Regions from separate parts of the Homo sapiens genome. Here region 1 is linked to region 2. A link is a loop called in an ENCODE intact Hi-C map of the cell type or tissue named here. Cell type or tissue: heart right ventricle. All regions are shown on one strand. Each heading gives the region's core, and the rest is flanking DNA. Links, peaks and the distances in the headings are about the cores only. Region 1 has its middle 5.3 kb from the start of BICD2. Region 2 overlaps BICD2 (BICD cargo adaptor 2).

What was found. Hi-C counts contacts between places; a loop is a spot of excess contacts. Peaks named below come from ENCODE experiments on the same cell type or tissue, not always from the same donor. Only the 100,000 strongest peaks of a DNase experiment are listed, where the experiment ranks them.
Region 1: it touches region 2 in a loop (3-fold over the local background); 58 of 110 quality-filtered maps call a loop at or near these places.

What each region holds. Positions count from the first base shown.
Region 1 is chr9:92,765,294-92,774,907 of GRCh38, forward strand. No RefSeq gene overlaps it. Among named protein-coding and RNA genes, the nearest start is that of BICD2, 5.3 kb to the left of the region's middle. RefSeq lists silencers at 1-230, 1,083-1,132. In heart right ventricle, for the core only: no CTCF peak of the experiment used is centred there; a DNase peak (open chromatin) is centred at 5,328; H3K27ac peaks cover 1,985 bases.
Region 2 is chr9:92,719,534-92,728,910 of GRCh38, forward strand. BICD2 (BICD cargo adaptor 2) reads right to left here. Exons shown (of 7, transcript NM_001003800.2): 3 at 3,123-3,275; 4 at 767-1,222; 5 at 1-49. Among named protein-coding and RNA genes, the nearest start is that of BICD2, 41 kb to the right of the region's middle. RefSeq lists enhancers at 4,694-5,550, 5,551-6,406, 9,056-9,377. In heart right ventricle, for the core only: no CTCF peak of the experiment used is centred there; no DNase peak of the experiment used is centred there.

The DNA of each region.
Region 1 (9,614 bases), core at 2,268-7,267, 48 kb after region 2:
AGACGGCTGCCGGGAGAACCCCCAGGGGGAGGCGGGTGCGGGGCGGCAGGACTGGGCTCCCGACCGTGGGACGAACAACGCGGACAGAGCCCGGGAGGCCACGAGCTAGAAGCGCATCCGAGAGCGCGGGTGAACGGCTGCTGCTGGAAACCCGTGGACGGTGTGACGCATGCTCTGTGCAGACGTCTGGGGGCGGGAGGAGGACGGGCCAGCAGGGGGCGCCCAGGGGCCAGCGGGAACCTCAGCACCGCCCCTCAGTCCTTCAAGGTCTATTTCTTGGGAATAAAGACATTTCCATTAATACAGGGTCATAAACGTGGTAAATATAATTGTTGTCTCCGCATCTATTTTTAGGCCTGACTTAAGTTGTTTGAAAGCCAGTCGTACCCTTCGCCTTGGCGTAGGTAACACTTCTCCGTATATGGTGGTGTGTGAGATAACTCGTTTATTCTTTATCTCATTGACCTAAAGCGCAACACACCCCACAGCCGCTGACCGCCATAGCACCTAATGGCCAGTATCAGTGCAGATGAGTTCACCCTTCCCTCGTATTTTCTTTAGCCAGTCCACAGGCCCCAAGGGAAATCCTAAAGGATGATTTCCATGGACCCTAGCACAGCCATAGTCCCTTCCTTCCCACCGTCTCTCACTGCCCCTCTCCATCTGCTTGTCCGCCTCTCTTAGGCATCCCTAACCTCTCCGGAACCTAAGAATAATAAATTCCTTCTGTTTTGTACCTTTTAATTTTACTTTCTCATTGTATCTCACCTGAACCCCACACCCATTCGGTTCTCCTAGAGAGTGGCTATCTTGGCTTATGGTCACTCTCCCTCAAGACCAAATTAGAAAGAAGCCATGACAGCAGAAATCACAGCACACAGGGTACTGACACTATCTAATGCACAGTCCACACTCTAATTGCACGAGGGCCCAACACCATACTGGAGAGTTTCAGTATTGTTTTTGTGGTCCAGGATCCAGTTGCATTCAGTCGTCAGGTTTCCTGAGTCTCCTTTGATTGACCTTTCTGAGGAGTGCAGTGCACACTGGTATATGCTCATGGGGTGATGAGGTGATGCGTTTCTGGCAGGACTGTCACTGAGGTGTTGCTGAGTTTTCAGAGCACCAGCCGGGAGGTATGTGATGTCGATTTGCATTTCTCTGATTGATGCTGGGTTTTTCTTTGGTAATTAGTGTCATGAGTGAAGACTTTGCAACCATAGATATAGCCTATGACTCCTCAAACCTTGACCCACTGGTTTTGGCATTCATGACTACTTCTTGCCTGAAATAATTATTACCATACTGTCTGCTTTTTTTTTTTTTTTTTTTTTTTTTTTTTTGAGACAGAGTCTCGCTCTGTCCCCAGGCTGGAGGGCAGAGATGCAATTTCGGCTCACTGCAACCTCTGCTTCCCGGGTTCAAGTGATTCTGCCTCAGCCTCCCGAGTAGCTGGGACTACAGGCGCATGCCACCATGCCCAGCTAATTTTTTTTTTTTTTTTTTTTTTTTTAGTAGAGAGTGGGTTTCACCATGTTGGCCAGGATGGTCTCGATCTCTTGACCTCGTGATCTGCCTGCCTCGGCCTCCCAAAGTGTTAAGATTACAGGCGTGAGCGACCGCGACCAGCCATACTGGCTGCTTTTCTATTTCCATTAGTCCTTCTCCATTTATGAGTTGCCTTTGTACTGTGAGGCACCTATACCTTCTCATCTATTCCCTTCTCTCTCATTCATTAGCAGTATGGATCCATGGATTCTTATTTTACTCCGTGGGTTACAATCCATTACTTTCCTTACTTGCTTTGATGCTCAAATGGTAGCAGATTTGGCCCGTGGGAGCTCCTCCAAGCTGGCTCCATGTCTTCAAAACATCGTAATTTGTTATTATTGTTATTACTTCCTTGATGTCTGATGCAAATTGTTCCAAGATCATCTTGTGCTCTCCATGTCCCAGACCTGAAATCAGTCATTTCCCCAAGGAGCCCTGATTCTTTTTAGTGTTTTGTTTGTCTGAGGAGAATGTGTCATAGATTGGCTTGTGAAATTAACTAATTTTAAGGAGTTCAGTTGTAGTAGGAATAGGAAGACCAACCTTCCTGGCTTACCTGGGACTGTCTTGGGCTGGGCAAATTGTTAACTGTAAGTGGGAGAGCTCCCAGTGTAAAGAAGGAACAAGACTTGTTTGAGTGTGTACTTAGCAAGGGAGGGACTGATGCCCCACAGTGACTTGCCCAAGGTCACACAGCCTCAGGGCAACACCTGCACCTGATCCAGGCTGATCTGACTCGAACCTCCCCACCCCCCGCCATACCTTGCTGTGGGGCAGGTCTGAGGAGGGAGGGAGAAAGACCATGGGAGTCCCACGCAGGGACTGACCATGGCGCTTTGAACTTGGAAACAGGTGGTGGTGGAAGGGAGGCCAGGGAAGGTTTCAGGAACATTCTGTTACAGGTAGGGACTCTCCTAGGTGCTGGGGGCAGAGGGTCTGTCACTACCCTTGTGGTCTTCCTTCTGGCAGGAGGGACAGCTCTGGGTGCGAGTGGCAATGTGTGATGGGGTGGGGTGGATCGGGAAAGGCTTCCCTGAGAAGACACCTGAGGGAGACCCAGAGGATGCACAGGAACTGGCCAGCCCAAGGCTGCAGGAATAGGGGGCTTGCAAAGATAAGAGAAGCAGGGTGATCCTGGCAGCAGATAATGAGCCACCTCTTACTGAGCTCTGCATGTGTTCCCAACATTGCCAGGTACGTGACATACATCTTCTCATTCAATCTTCACAATACCCTGAGGGGTAGAAATGATGCCACCTTCTTCTCCTCAAGTCTCTCTGTCTCTGGCCAGACTCTTCTCCAAAGTTACACCATCAAGCTGTCACTCTGAAGTCAAGCCGCTTCTCTCCAACATCCAGCCATAGTCCCCGACATCCAGCTGCTTCTCCTGTCTGCTGGCTGAGCCTGGGGTCCTTATAGGCAAAGGATGGGGCAGGGCGGGGCCATGGGTAGTTTAGGAAACAGCGACATTTGAGTGGGAAACAGGGATATAAGTTCTTATTTTGGGCTGCGGTTTCAGGCCTTTCAGCTTGACGGTGAGGCTTCACCAGGGACCCGCCCTTTTCTACCTGGAATTTCTCTGCCCCAGTCCCTATCACCTGGACCATTACCGTCACCCTCTCACTGCCTCCTTGCCTCCTCCTTCCCCTAGGCTTCTCTCACAGCAGGGCAGCCAAGAGTTTCCTTAGACCCAAGTCAGGTCCCATTCCCACTCTGCTCAAAACCCAACCAAAGTCAAAGCCCCATCATCACAGCTACCTCCAAGGCCCTGCACGCTCAAGTGTGGCCCTTCCTCAACCTCTTCCTTCCCCTCTCCTCTTGTGTAGCTCTTGTAAACCAAAAAGTATCTGAGACAAATCTTAATCAACTCAGAAAGTTTATTTTGCCAAGGTTAAGGATGCATCCATGACACAGCCTTAGGAGATCCTAATGACATGTGCCCAAGGTGGTCAAGGTACAGCTTGCTTTTATACATTTTTGGGAGACATAATGTCAGAGACATTTGAACCAGAGCAACTCCATCTCAAATAGGGGCTGAGTAAAATAAGGCTGAGACCTACTGGGCAGCATTCCCAGGAAGTTAGGCATTCTAACTCACAGGATGAGATAGGAGGTTGGCACAAGATAAAGGTCACAAAGACCGTGCTGATAAAACAGGTTGCAGTAAAGAAGCCAGACAAGGCTGGGCACGGTGGCTCACGCCTTTAATCCGAGCACTTTGGGAGGCTGAGGCGGGCAGATGACCTGAGGTCAGGAATGCGAGACCAACCTGGCCACCATGGTGAAACCCCGTCTCTACTAAAAAAATACAAAAATTAGCCGGGAGTGGTGGCGGGTGCCTGTAATCCCAGCTACTCGGGAGGCTGAGGCAGGAGAATTGCTTGAACCCGAGAGGCAGAGTTTGCAGTGAGCCAAGATCACGCCACCACACTCCAGCCTGGGTGACAGAACGAGACTCTGCCTCAAAAAAAAAAAAGAAGGCAGACAAAACCCACCAAAACCAAGATGGCAATAAAAGTGACCTCTAGTCATTCTCACTGCTCATAATGTGCTAGTTATAATGCATTAGCATGCTAAGACACTCACACCAGCGCCGTGACAGTTTACAAATGCCATGCCAATGTCAGGAAGTTACCCTATATGGTCTAACAAGGGGATGAACCCTCAGTTCTGCAAAGTGCCTACCACTTCCCCAGAAAACTCATGAATAATCCACCCTTCTTTAGCATATCATCAAGAAATGACTATAAGTATCCTTAGTCAAGCAGCCCATGATGCTGCTCTGCCTATGGAGTAGCCACTCTTTATTCCTTTACTTTCCTAATAAACTTGCTTTCACTTTACTCTATGGAGTCACCCAGAATTCTTTTTTGCACGAAGTCCAGGAACCCTCTTTTGGGGTCTGGATCAGAACCCCTTTCCAGTAACAGTGATACATCAATCAATACATGTAAGATTTACATTGGTTCCATCTAGAAGGGCGGGACAACTTGAAGTGTACAAGGGGTGGGGGGTCTTCCAGGTCTTAGGTAGATTTAAACATATTCTGACTGCAATTGGTTGAAAAAGTTATTTATTATCAGTAGAAAGGAATGTCTGGTTTATCATCAGGGGTTGTAAAGGCTGAGGTTTTATCATGCATATGAAACCTTTAAATAGCAGGCTTTAGATATACTAGACTGTAAATGTTTCTTATCAGACTTAAAGTTTGTGTTGATGTAAAATAAACCCTGGGCATGTCCAACCCCCACTTCATGTCATGGCCTGAACAGGTTAGTCTTTCAAGTTAAATTTTAGAATGCCCTGGCTGAGGAGGAGGTTCATTCAGATGGTTGGGCGTGCCTTCAAATTTTATTTTTGGTTACACCCTCACGGCTGTAGGCTGCAGACTCCCTTCCCTGGTTCTATTTCCCTCCCTCTGTTGCATACTGTATGTTGTGCATATTCACCTTTGTGCACTTATGTCCCCCTAGAATGTTAGCTCTAGGAGGGCAGGAGCTTTGATGAGGCCTAGTGAGTCTTGGGACCCATATCAGGGACACCAACCAAGGTCCCTTAGGGGTCAGGGCTCAGCGGATACAGACCAGGCTGGGCTCACCATGCACCACTTCCTGGACACAAGCGCCCTCCACCAGGAAGGCAGGATACATAAGATAAGGGAGGCGGCCTCAGCAGAGGTGGGAGGGAGAGGGGCTTGAGGGGTGTCAGGGAACAGCTGGGTGGCTCCCTCTAGGAGAACTGGACCGCTTAGCTGGGGCCTGGCAACAAAACAGGAAGTGATGTTCTCCCAACCAAGCTGCTCTGCCTTTGCACATAAACAAAGACTCCCCAGGGGCCCAGGCAAAGGCTGGCAGTGTCCTCACACACAGACATGCCCAGGCTCAAACCTAACCTGGTGTGTAGTCACTCTGGCAGCTCAGCCTCCCCTCCTTCCTCACTGTTCCCTGGAGAGCTCTGCCTACCCACGTAAGCACCTTCCCCTGTCTCCTCTCTGCCCCTCACTGGCTGAGGAGTAAAGCCATCTCCCCAACAGGTGATGGCCTGCCAGGTGTATGTGGCTTGGGCCACCCGCATGGTGAGTCACATGGCAGCCCCCACACTTTCATGCTGTATGACGTCAAAGGATCTTTGGCCCAGGTTGGGCATGGTGGCTCACGCCTGTAATCCCAGCATTTTGAGACACCAAGGCAGGTGAATCACCTGAGGTCAGGGGTTCAAGGCCAGCCTGGCCAACATGGTGAAGCCCTGTCTCTACTAAAATACAAAAATGAGCTGGGCGTGGTGGCGGGCACCTGTAGTCCCAGCTACTCTGGGACTATTCCCAGCTAGGCTGAGGCAGGAGAATCACTTGAACCTGGAAGGCAGAGATTGCAGTGAGCTGAGATCTCGCCAGCACTCCAGCCTGGGCGACAGAGGAAGACTCTGTCTCAAAGAAAAAAAAAAAGATCTTTGGCCCAGATATCACGCATTTGATAAACTCCTCTGTGCTAGGAATTTAGACAGTAATGATGATGTGGCAGGCCAGGTCTCACTAACAGTTGAACAGGTAGGCCTCCATAACAACTGCTTCAGCACTGACTGAATGGTTAGATAGTAAAGGCTGAAAGAGCCAGTGCGCATACACAATGGCTAGAATGTAACAGACGCCCTCCAAGAGTCTTGCCCGGGCCTCTCCTGGGCCTTGAAACATGTCAAGACAATGAAGGAATTCTTACATTCCTCATACCAGGACCTGTTTAGGATTAAGCAAGTTTTATTAGGGGTCTAAAGAAATTCCCCAGACCTCCATACCTTAGCTGGAGACAAGATAAGGGTAATGACTATCTCAGCCTCCAGAGTAGCTGGGACTACAGGCACACGCCACCACGTCTAGCTAATTTTTGTATTTTTAGTAGAGACGGGGTTTCACCATATTGGTCAGGCTGATCTCGAACTCCTGACCTCAGGTGATCCACCCACCTCAGCCTCCCAAAGTGCTGGGATTATAGGCCTAAGCCACTGTGCCCGGTTGACCCACACCTTAGTTATAGATTACATGGAATCCATCACTTGGGTCTTTAGATGAGTGCACACTAGCAAGTAGACATATAGCTTAGAAGGTGTGTAAGCACTGGAAAAGCTTTGTAACTTTGAGTTGGTCTGGTGAATTGCCCCTGCCCTTCTCCCTGTAACTGTTTACAGAAATAAACTCTTCTTTCCCAGGTCATCTGCATCTCATTACTGGACCAGGAGAACAAGCAGCCCCACCCTCGGTTCAGTCCAGGAACAATGATAGTGGTGAAGACCCCAAAATATGTGCTGAGCATTTACCCTGCTCCAAGCCCTATGTCTAGCACATTGCAAATATTCACTATCTTTCTTAAGCCTCACAAACAGGTTACAAAGCAGGTACCACTGTTTTCATTTTATAGACCAGGAAACTGGAGCACAATAAGGTGGATGACTTGTCCAAGATATCATAGGGTATAACTGGAGAAGCCCAGGATCTGAACCCTGGTCCATGTGACTCCAGATCCCAGCTCCCTGCCCACCAGCCTTCCCTGGGTGCAGCAGGACACAGCCCAGCCCTCGGAGGTTCATGTTGCAGATAGAACAGACTTCAGTGGCTGACTCTGCTGCACTCGGGAGGCTGGGAGAGGCAACACTCCATCTGCAGGACTCAGAAGATGGCACAGAATGGGTGACAGTGGGTTGCATCTCGAGAGAGCAGGTTTTTGCCAGTCGTGGAAAATATGCTCCAGAGAGAAGGCCCCAGAGACACAAAGATGTGGAATCATGGATGAGTGTGGCCCGGGGGTAAATTCAGGGAAGAGGAGCAAGACGGAGTGTGTGTGTGAGTGTGTGTGTCTGCACACACACACACATGCACACTTGCATGGAGAGGTGAGAAAGAGCTGCTGGTGTCTCACAGCCCTGCAGCTCCATGCTGTGTGGGGCTGCAGTTGGCTCAGCGCAGACAGGTTCAGGAGAAGCGATTGTTACATCTTAGCATAGTGTTTTCAAGGCTCAGCCATGTTGTATCAGAAATTCATTCCATTTGTGGCTGAATATTGTTCCATTTGTATGAATGTAGCACATTTTCTTAATCCATTTGTCTGTTAGTATAGGCTGGTTGTTTCTACCCCTTCGACTATTTTTTTTTTTTTTTTTTTGAGACAGAGTCACTCTGTCACCCAGGCTGGAGTGCAGTGGCCCAATCTCGGCTCACTGCAAGCTCTGCCTCCCGGGTTCACACCATTCTCCTGCCTCAGCCTCCTGAGTAACTGGGACTACAGGCACCTGCCACCACACCCAGCTAATTTTTTGTATTTTTAGTGGAGACAGGATTTCACAATGTCAGCCAGGATGGTCTCAATCTCCTGACCTCATGATCCCCCCGCCTCGGCCTCCCAAAGTGCTGGGATTACAGGTGTGAGCCACCGCAACTGGCCCCCTTTGACTATTTTGAATGCTATTGTGAAAATGGCTATACAAGTATCTGCTTGAGGCTCTGCTTTCAATTCTTTTGAGGATGTACCTAGAAGTGGAATTGCTGGGTCATGTAGTAATTTTGTTTGGCTTTTTGCAGAATCGCCATGTTTTTTATAGCAGCCGCACCATTTTACATTGCCACCAGCAAGGCACAAGGGTTCCAATTTCTCCAAATTCTCATCAGTACTTGTTACTTCCATTTTTAAAATAACTGTCCCAAGCCAGGCACGGTGGCTTATGCTTGTAATCCCAGCACTTTGGGAGGCCGAGGCGGGTGGATCACGAGGTCAGGAGATCGAGACCATCCTGGCTACCATGGTGAAACCCTGTCTCTACTAAAAATACAAAAAATTAGCCAGGTGTGGTGGTGCATGCCTGTAGTCCCAGCTACTTGGGAGGCTGAGGCAGGAGAATGACGTGAACCTGGGAGGTGGAGCTTGCAGTAAGCGGAGATAGTGCCACTGCACTCCAGCCTGGGCGATAGAGCGAGACTCCGTCTCAAAAAAACAAACAAACAAACAAACAAAAAAACCGTCCCAGTGGGTGAGAAGTGGTATCTCATTATGGTTTTGATTTGTATGGTTTGGAATCATTACATTTCCCTAATGATCAACTGATATTGAGTATCTTTTCAGGTGCTTATTTGCCGTTTGTGTTTCTTCTTTGAAGAAAATGTGTGGGAAACTGGATGAAGGGTACTTTTCACAACCTCTGTCTTTACTGGGGTTTTCTGTTTGTTGATTCATTGCCATAATCCATTCTTTTGCTTATTTAAATAGGGATTTCTTTAACTTTTTGAACTTATTTGTAATAGCTGCTTTGCTTTGAAGCCTCTGTCTGCTAAATCCAATATCTGAGGACAATCAGACACAATTTCTATTGAATTCTCTTTTTCCTGAGGATAGGTCTTTGTGTGTCTTATAATGTTTTATTGAATACTTGACATTTGAGATAATGTATTGAAGCAACTCTGGATTCCAATTCCCCCTCTTGTGCACTATTGTTTTTGTTTTGTTTGTTTGTGAACTCTGTCTCCTCAGCAATATGTGGCTGCTTTCTTCTTATTTTATGTTTAAGCCCTGCTTCCTAGGTTTTGCCACTGTGACTTCATACATTAGCATTCAGCTAATGTAAGCATTAGTCAGACTATGCTTACAGCCAATTAGGCTCCCACACTGTGCTGATGGATCTGCAATTTGGCAGCGGAGCACCTTCTAACCACAGGCCACATTCAAGTCTACTCTAGCTGTTAGATTCCACTAGGATCTCTTGCATCTTCTCTGCATAAATAGTCATATTCAGTTGGCCAGAGATGCATGAGTGGCTTCAGCTCAATCCAATCTTTGTTACAGATGTGCTCATCCTCTGCTCAATGTGGCATATGTGAGAGTTTATCAAGCCCCCTATTGCTGTCTCACCACCTGGGCCTCCTTAGCAAAAGCTTATCTATCATTTTGTTCCATTTCTTGTTCCAAAAAGATCTGAGTTTAGGCCAGGTACAGCGGCTCATGCCTGTAATCCCAGCACTTTGGGATGCTGAGGTGGGCAGGTTACTTAAAGTCAAGAGATCGAGACCAGCCTGGCCAATATGG
Region 2 (9,377 bases), core at 357-5,356:
TCTGTGTGTCCTGCAGCGTTGCCAGCAGGCCCGCCTTTTCCCGCTCCATCTGCAAAGGCACAGGCAGCAGGACACCATGTCAGTTGCTATGGACCCCGAGAGCTTGGAGGACCCCCAAGATGGCCTAGTGACATCCCACCCCATGTCAGGGCAGGCTGTCAGCCCCAGGTTCCTTGGCCATGCTGTCAGTGAGGTGGACAAAGACACACAGGGTGTGGAAAGAATGGAATTCATGCTGGGCCCTCAGAACACTAACCGTCACCAGTAATGGTGGTCACCCTCAACGCAGGCTCTTTCCCCAACCATGCTACAGGGGATCTGGGCTAAGAAAGTGGAGCTCTAGGCTGGCTGGGTGTGTAGTCGGGAATATTAGCACCCTAGCCCTCTGCTTCGGAGGACAGGACTCTGTTGCCTTGGATCAACAGGGATCCATGTCCCAGGGGATGAGCCCAAGCATGACCATGGTGGGCCCCTGACACCTGGCCTGCGTGCAGGGATCACATGTGGGCCAGTGTCTCATCACTTCACCCTGACACCACGTAGTTAACAGGGGAGCAATGTGGGTGCTGCAGTGCCAGGAAACCACTTCTCTGAGACTCCTCTATGTGTGCTCCTGGAGTTCCATTTACCGTAATGATGCAGGAGATAAAATCAACGTAAGGAAAAGGGAAAGTTAACATCAGCAGAGTGTCAGGTAAGCACTGCTCGGGGAGCCCTGCAGACCTGGAGTGGGGACAGCGTGCCGAAGGCCCCACTGCCTGCTCACCTGCATCAGCTGCTGCTTCAGCTTCTGGATCTCAGAGATGTTGAGCTCACTGAGTAGGTCGGAGACGAGGCTGGGGGAGGGCGGTGCGAGGCCCTCCTTCTTGGGCGTGGAGGTCTTGTTGTCCAGTGGCAGCTTGGCCAGGCCGCCGTGCTCAAAGCCATTGACCAGGGCCTCGGCATCGTTGTTGGGCTCGGCAGCATCGTCACTGAACTTGAGGCCATCCAGCGAGACATGCAGGTGGCTGGTGTAGAAGGAGTCATTGATGCTCATGTAGTGTGACAGCTCCTTGCGCAGGCTGTTCTTCTGTTCGCGCTCCGTCTTCAGGGTCTCCAGCGCCTCCTCCAGCTGCCGCTCTGAGATCTCCTTGAGGCGGATGGCATCCTCCAGCTGGCTGTTGAGGTACTCGGTCTCCTCCTCCAGACGCTTGATCTCATGCTTGAGGCCCTCAAACTCCACCTGGGAAGAGAAGTCAACGCTCTTGCATCAATGCAATGTGGAAGCTCCTTTCAGGCCCCATAAATGAAGAAAACACACCAGCACACCAACTCCGGCCACTATGAAGCAAAAGATGAAGCGCCAGGTGAGGTGCCATCCTGGGAAGGGTGGCAGCCCGTCCAGGCCAAGACTGCTTCCTCTGCTCAGAGATGTGGATGCTAAGAAGGTTCCAGGGCATGAGATGCGAATGCAATGAAATGCTCAGCCCAGCCCACCCACCGCTGGGACCAGCAGACACAGCAAGGGGAGCACAAATGTCTGAGGTGGCCCCAAGCCAGGACTGTACGTGTGGAGATGCACCAAGAACAACACACATCCATCCATAGAAGGCTGCCAACCTTGTATTAAGTCATTCACAAATATTACCAAGTGCATGCTGATTAAAAATTCTATAAAGTTATTTAATTAACATTAACAGTTAACTAAATATCTTAAGATACATAAAAATATATTTCAATGTGTGCTATGATCATGACTTCTAATCATAGTTCAAAATGAAGGAACAGAAACTCCCCGCAAGGCAGAACATCTCAACCACTAAACCTCCACATGCACATGACACCCAGACCTGGAGGAGCTCGAAGGTAGGTGGGAAAAGCAACATCAAAGTCTTGTCTACATGAAAATTGTATCTGCAGGTGGGCAAGGAAAAAGCAGATAGAAACTGATGCCTGATGTGGAGGCTCAGAATTTGTGGGCAATTGCTAAAACTATTTCTTATTTTTCTGTAATATTTGGAGAAAAAAATAAGAAACAAACCAGTAACAGGAAGTGCTGAGCACATCTCTGTGGGTCTTGGGTCGGAAGGGACACCCATTACCACATCCAAGGTGTGCTCACAGGAGGTGGGCATGGAGCCCTCAGTCCCAGCACCACAAATGCGGAGGTGAGGAATCCCAGAGAGGGAGAGAGAGTCAGACTCCACTAAGCGCCAACCTGAGGACAGGGTCGCCTCAAGCCTCAGTTTCCCTTCTCCTAAGGCCACCATGCGCTGGGCTCTGCCAACAGCAGCACCAATGACCAAATGGTACTTACAATGTAGACAGTGGCTAAGACTGTTAATGAGCTCGAGCTGTCACAGAAGGACCAGGCTAGGAGCTCTGCATAAACACATGAGCTTCCTCCTCCGGGCATAAATACCACATTCCCTGATGGTGAGACTCAGAGGATTTTGGTGGTAGAGGATTTGAGGAAAGCAAGGAAGACATCCATGGCATTCTGGGGAAAGTTTTGGGAGAGAAAAGACTCCCATTCCCCACCATGCAGGAGTGTGGCTCTTGCAGAGAGAAGAGCAAGTTCAGGCCTTGAGTGGCAGAACAGCAGAGCACATGACAATTTAGTCACATCACAAAGAGAAGGGACCCTCCTTATTCATCTCTGTCACAGGCAGAGACCCTACTCGTCCCTGTCAGGGGTCCCTCTGAGACCCCATTAGAGACAGAGGGGTTCCTGTTCATCCCCGTCACAGACAGAGAGGACCTTCCTTGTCCCTGTCACAGGCAGAGACACAGGAATATTGCAGGCCTCATGGTCAGCACCTGATGGGGGAGTCTCAAAGTCCAATCTGGGGTTTTCTGGTGTAACCTCTTCATTACCTCTCAGATTTTTGTTTTCATTTTTGTTGGCTGGGACACCTCAGCCTGGCCAATGTCAGCAAACACTGCAGCCAGAGTTTCATCTTTTGGAGAGTCTGGGTCCCACCAAGTATACCCCTGCCTCCACAGTGGTAAAGCTGGCCCTGGGCCTCGGGTGTGTGGAATAAGACAGGAACCCCTTCCCAACAGGGAGAGGGGCTGAGCAAGAGGTCCTCAAGGCCCAGTTAACCCACGTGCCACCTCCACCCCACAGGCCCAAGACTCACCTGGTTCTGTCTGAGCACAGACACTTGCTTCTGCAGGCTGATGTTCTCCTCCTCCAGTTCCGAGTAGTCCTGCAGCAGACGAGCTTCCCGGAATTTGTACTCCTTGATGTCATCCCGCAGGCGGCCACGCTGGATCTCCACATTCTGGTTGATCTGTTGGGGGAGAGGGAAAGGCAGGTATGAGCAGCCTCCACAGGGCACGAGAGGGGCTCAGTGCAGCCAGGCACGCCATGGCCAGCCATACAGCCAGAACTCAAGAGCCCTGGCCTGCAGGTGCCAGTGTGACTGCCTGGAGAGGAGAGGGAGCCCAGAGCAGTATGCCAGAGTGCACAGCGGACTGCAGAGGTTCCAGAGTAAATTCCCTCAGCCCTTCTCACCTGGGAACCCGTGACTGCCTGCTCCGACCCTTGGTTTCTTCATCTTTAAATTAAAATGGGGTTAAAAGTAGTTCCTGCCTTCTATTATTGGGCATGTACACAGTAGTGCGCAGGTGGGCATATAAATGGTATAGTGCTCTGGCAAACAGCCTGCAGGTGCTGCAACTGTTAAACACAGAGGGTCTACCCCAGAGAAATGTACACATGCCCACACAGAAACCGGTCCACACATGTTCACAGCAGCAGCGTTCATTTTGCCAAAAGGTGGAAGCAGCCCAAGTGCCCATTGACTGATGAATGAATAAACAAAATGTGGTCTCTCCACACAATGGAATGTTGTTCAGCCACAATAAGGAATGACGTACTGACACATGCTACAACATGAATGACCCGTGAACACATTCTGCTGAGTGAAAGAAGGCCTGTCACGAGAGGCCATGCATTATATGATTCCATTTCCATGAAATATCCAGAATAGGCAAATTCATAGAGACACAAAGTAGGTTAGTGGCTGCCAGGAGCTGGGGAGGGGGATGGGGAGTGACTGAAATGGGTTTTCTTTTTGGAGCAATGAACTGTTCTAAGATTGTGGAATGGGGCACATATATGTGACTATCATAAAATACACTGAGTTGTACACCTTATGTGGGTGAACTATATGAGATGTAAATCACCTGAATAAAGCTGTTAAAAATTAGTTCAGGCTCTAAGTTGCCCATAAGGAGCCAAGAGATGTCATGGGAGAGGCTAGTGCAGGGTTGGGGCAAACAGGATGCAATCAAGACAGAATTTCCAACTTGCTGCCATGTGCCAGGGACCTGGGCCCCTCAGCCGCAGCCCTAGCAACATTCAGGGACGTTTCTTCTTTGTGGTGGGAGCCGGCCTGTACATCATATGTCTAGCAGCTCCCTGACCTCTGGCCACCAGACACGGCTGCCTCCTCCATTGTGACAACTGAAAAATCTCTCCAGACGTTGCCAATGTCCCCCAGGGGCAAAATCATCCCCTTGACAAACTCTCTATCCCCTCCCTGTACTCTGCTGACCCAGCTGCCTCCCTGTGTATCTGCAAAGGCCTGGCTCCCCAGACCATCACCACCCCTGCTCCAAAGCCCTCTTGGACTCTCGGCCAGAAGCCCTGTCCATCTTGCGGGCCCCATAGCTTCGCCCACCTCTCACACTGTTCTCTTGGCTTATGCTATGGTTTCTCCTGGTCACATGTGTGCACTCATCTGAATGGAACATACTTTATAGACAAGATTCCAAGATCCCATGCAAGTACACACAAAACGATCATACTGGCAAAATGAAATAGGACATCCCTCCCAAAACAAAGGAAAAAAGGAATGCAACAGAGAGGGGAGGAGAGTCAACAATATACAGCAAGTACTACTGACAAATGCTTACTATTTACAATGAAGATTACATTTAAAACCTACAGCAAATGGACGCAGACATGGCCCTCTCATTATAAGTGACCCAAGGAAGTGACAGAAAGCTGACACCAAAAGAAACAGAGATACCACACAGGGAGGAAGAGAAGGCCTGGCAAAGCCTTGTACCAGAGGAGAAAGTGAGCGAGGTGCATGCTGGGACGAAGCGGGAGAAAGCAGCACCAGCACAGCCATCACCAGGGCCGGGCCCCACAGTGGCTACACGGGGGGTGGATAGGGAGTGGGCAGGCTCTCCAGCCTCTCTCCTGCTAGTGAGAGTGCAGCACCCCCCAGGAGTGTGCTTAGGGGAGCTGCACAAGCCAAGTCACACCCAGGCTCTCCACACCCCAGCTGGAGACTTGGGTACCTCTCTGCCAGAAAGGTTTGCCCAGTTCCTGCTTTTTCCTTGCTAACTGGCAAGCAAGTGGTCTGCAGCAGGTGTGCAAACATGTGCCACTTGATTCAACGCGGCCACCCAGCCGGCTCCTCAGGCGGAGTGGAAGCTGAGGGGAAGGTCTGAGTCCCACCAACTCTCCCAGGCCTGCCAGTCAAGATCAACAAACCTAGAAGGTGCTCCAGGCAGTGGGAAGTGAGAGCCCAGAAGCTTCCATGTGCCTGGGCAGGGAGATAGTGACATGCCCAACTAAAGACTGAAGCAGAGAGCCTGGCCAGATGCCTCATACCATTAGGGTCCCCCAGAGGCACACACGAGACTGCTGTTCCCTTGGCAGTGCTCATGTGAGTCCTCAGGGTCCTTCATCACCTGGCCCAGGCAAGGTGTACTAGGAGTTCTGTCCTTGCACCACTGCCAAACCCAGAACACAGAGGCACACCCAGGTCAAATGCTGGCCTGGCCATACCATGTCATGGGTGATGATGGCACCATCTCTGCTGATGCTGTAGTAGGACGCAAACACTGTGCTTCCATGCCCACACTACTGGGCGTAGGCAGCCAGGCTCATGTGGCCTGCCACCTAGCACCTCCATCCAGCACACGGCCAATTGCCAAGGGCTCAAACAGGCTGACTGGTCGCCATGGGGTTTAGTTTTCCCTCAAGTAAGCACCTTCTCCCAGTGAGCCTGTCTGATGTCAGCCCAAAGAAGTACAGGGGACAAGCTCTGCTGCGTGTGACTGGGCAGCCCAAATGAAGGAGGTGGGAGCACAGGCCTGTAGCTGACCACCAGGGTCCCATCTCAACTCCCCTTTGTGGGATCCCCACACCTCAGACTGCTCATCAGCAAGCAGGGTGTGACAATTGCCTGTTTCAAGGAGCCACTGTGCAGGGGGTCGGCTGCCCTCTCTCCTGTCCCCACCAGACAACCTCAACACCAGGAAACTCTCATCTCTGCCTTGATGGCCTAGGCCAGCCCCTTCACCCTACTCCTTCTTGGGGCAAATATGAAGAAAGATCTTGGTGTGTGTATGAGACCCAGCTCTGACCCCAGGCCTCCTGTGGCTCTCTGGGCCTCTGATTCCCCATCTGGGAAATGGAGCCACATCCCCACCAAGGCCCAATCCAGGCCAGTCCTCAGAAGCTTACCCACCTCCCAGGGGCCCAGGCAGGAAAGATGCTCTCACTAGCAGGAGAGAAGCTGGAGGGGCTGCCCACATGTAGGGCCCACACATACACAGCGGTTAGAGTCAGGATCTGAGAAGCACCTCACCCCCTACCAGCCAGGACACCTTAGGCACATGATGGAACCTTGCAAACCTCTGTTTCTTCACATCTGACGAGATACCAGTAGGGTCACCAGAAGGACCAGGTCTGAGGCAATCAGAACTGTCCAACACATGCCAAATATGTTTGTTACTGTAAAGCTTCACAGGTCCTCATGGTGTGTTGGGGTGTGGAGGGGGACAGACAACCAGTTGACCCAAGGGAGGAAAAAAGGGGAGGGGCTGTTGTGGGTAGCAGGGTGGTGGGTCAAAGGATACAATGAAGGCTGTTTTATCGTCAAATGTACCCTTTCTGACCCATGGGGTGTGAGCCTTGGGCAGTGACTGGGGAAAGCCACGCTGGGGGTGGGCACAGAGAAGCTTGGCACAGTGGCTCAGACCAGCAGAACAGCAGGCAGCAGAAGACAAGAGCTATGCATGACTGGGACTGGTGGTGGTGAGACAAGGTCAGTCCTAGAGATGCTCCACCCGAACCAGGTACCCAAGGCGAAGACCTGGGATGGTTCCCACAGCTCTGCAGCAACCCAGGGCAGGGACACAGTCATGGGGGACACAGCAGACCCAGGGACCAAGGTGGGGACCCTCAGGAGAGACAGGGAAGGCTGAGGGGTGTGCAGGGAGTCTCAGGATTTCCTCCTGAAGCACAAACAGGAACCACAGAAATCCTCTCTTCCCCACAAGACCTGCAGCATCTTTAACTTGCTGTGCTCATTTCCAGTCTTACCTGAAGCCAGCAGGGTCACCCAGCCCTCTTTGGCCTCTGCCACCAGAGATAGGCCTCTTGGAAGAGAGAAGGGGCAGAATGTGCTGGGCTGGGGAGACAGCACCTGCACACGCTTTTCAGGAATAGACGGGCCAGACAGATGGCAGCTGGGGCAGCCAAGGATACATCTCTCCATACACACAGCCCCTCCTCCCACCGACCAGAGGGCTCCTTGTGAGAGGAAATGAGATCATGTACTGCCGCTTCAGGATCTGAGACTCCCCACCCTGAGTCTAAGCCAAGCTCCTCCCTGGGCCCCTAGGGCCTCAGCGATCTCTGACCCCTCACTCCGCTGCTGACCCCGAGGGCAGCATCCTTCAGTACTGGAATGCTAAGCCAACAGCAGCAGCCCTAATCACTGCATACCCTCAGGGCCTATGCCCTGCTGACCTCCCGTAAGATTATCTGCTGCAGAGGGTGGTGCTCCTGTGTCAGGAACAAGGGTCCATAAGTGCTCCCACAATGTGGGGTGAAAGACCTGTGGGGCATCCTCTACAACGGGCTTCAGAGACTGCCGGTTTACAGATGGGGAAACTGAGGCCAGGACTAAAGATAAGGCCTTGCCCAGGCCCCAAGGCTCAGTGAAAGGCAAAGCCAGTATCAGCCCATTCTCAACCGACCCATGCTCCACTCCTCCAGCCATTCCCAATGAGAACCTGGGGCTGACCCTCAAAGGCCACGGCCAGGAGGACTGCAGCTCACGTGCCAACTTCCAGCTCCACTTGCAGTCCCCAGGGACCATCCCACCTCCATCTTGGTGATGGGGCCTCATCCTTCCTCAGAAGGCACTGGCCCCTCTTGCCCCCAAGACAGTCGTCTCAGCCTCACTTTTGTCCCCACAGCCCACTCCCCGTGTAGCCACCAAACCCAAGCTGGACCCTGCCTCCTTCAGGGCCCCACCCAGGCCTGCAGGACTCTCCTGACACTCCTCCTGCCCTTGGCTCAGCACCACAGTGAACATGCCCCTGCCCCAGGGACAGGCACGGGGTACTGCTCTCCCCTGATATCTGCCACATGCCTTCTAGGAGAATGAGGCTTTGCTCACACTGTTTCCTCAGGTTCCACAGACACCGAGGCCCTGGCAGGGCTCAATTAAAATATGTGCCAGTCAGTGAGAAAAGACACTCAGGTGCTCACTCAACCTTCCCTGAGCCTCCTGTTCAAGCCAGCGAGACTCTCCTCCCACCTGCCCCAGTGGATGGAGACTCCTGGCTCTCCTCCTCCTGCTGGGCTCAAACTACACAGGTTCCAGGCACCACAGCAACCTTCCCAAATCCTGCTTTGGCCACATCGTTCCCCTGGGCTCCCCAGTCCTCCACAACTCCAGGGCCTTAGTGTCAGGGCCATGAGCAGCTGGTCCTGTGGCCTTTGCCCCTATCAGGGCCCAAGAGCCAAGCTGGTTCCTCTGACTTCATGTTCACAAGTCATGCACGGACTTGGACGGATTCATGGACGGACACCACAGTCCCATTTCCAGATGTAGAGCCTGTGCCATGTACCAATGGCTGTCCATGGGTACCCAGGACTCCAACAGGCTCTGGTGCCAGGGACCACCCACCCAGACCCTCCCTGCGGGCACTCTGCTGTGAACAAGGCAGGGGTGTGGCAGCTGGGGCTACTGGCGGTGGTCTCCACCCCTAATTCTCAGACACGCACACCCTACCTCGAGTCTCCATGGAATATTTGGGGTTTGTGTTCTTATTACAGCTGGGCACAGTGCAGGCCCTGAGTGACACAAAACATTCCCAGGGCAGGGGGGAGTCCAATGACGAGGAGTGCCCCATGGGCATCAGCCCTTAGCCTCCACAAGGGGCTAACTGCACCCCTCCCTGACTGACCACTCCTCTGCTCTGGACTTGCTCATGGGACTCGCTTCATGAGTGAGACAGAAGCAAGCCAGAGGCAGTGGAACTTGTGGGTCCATCTCTCTCCCTTCTGCCACGTGGAGGACAGTGGCAGTGGAGTGCAGTGGAGGATGAGACCAGGAAAGCAAGACAGACCAGCC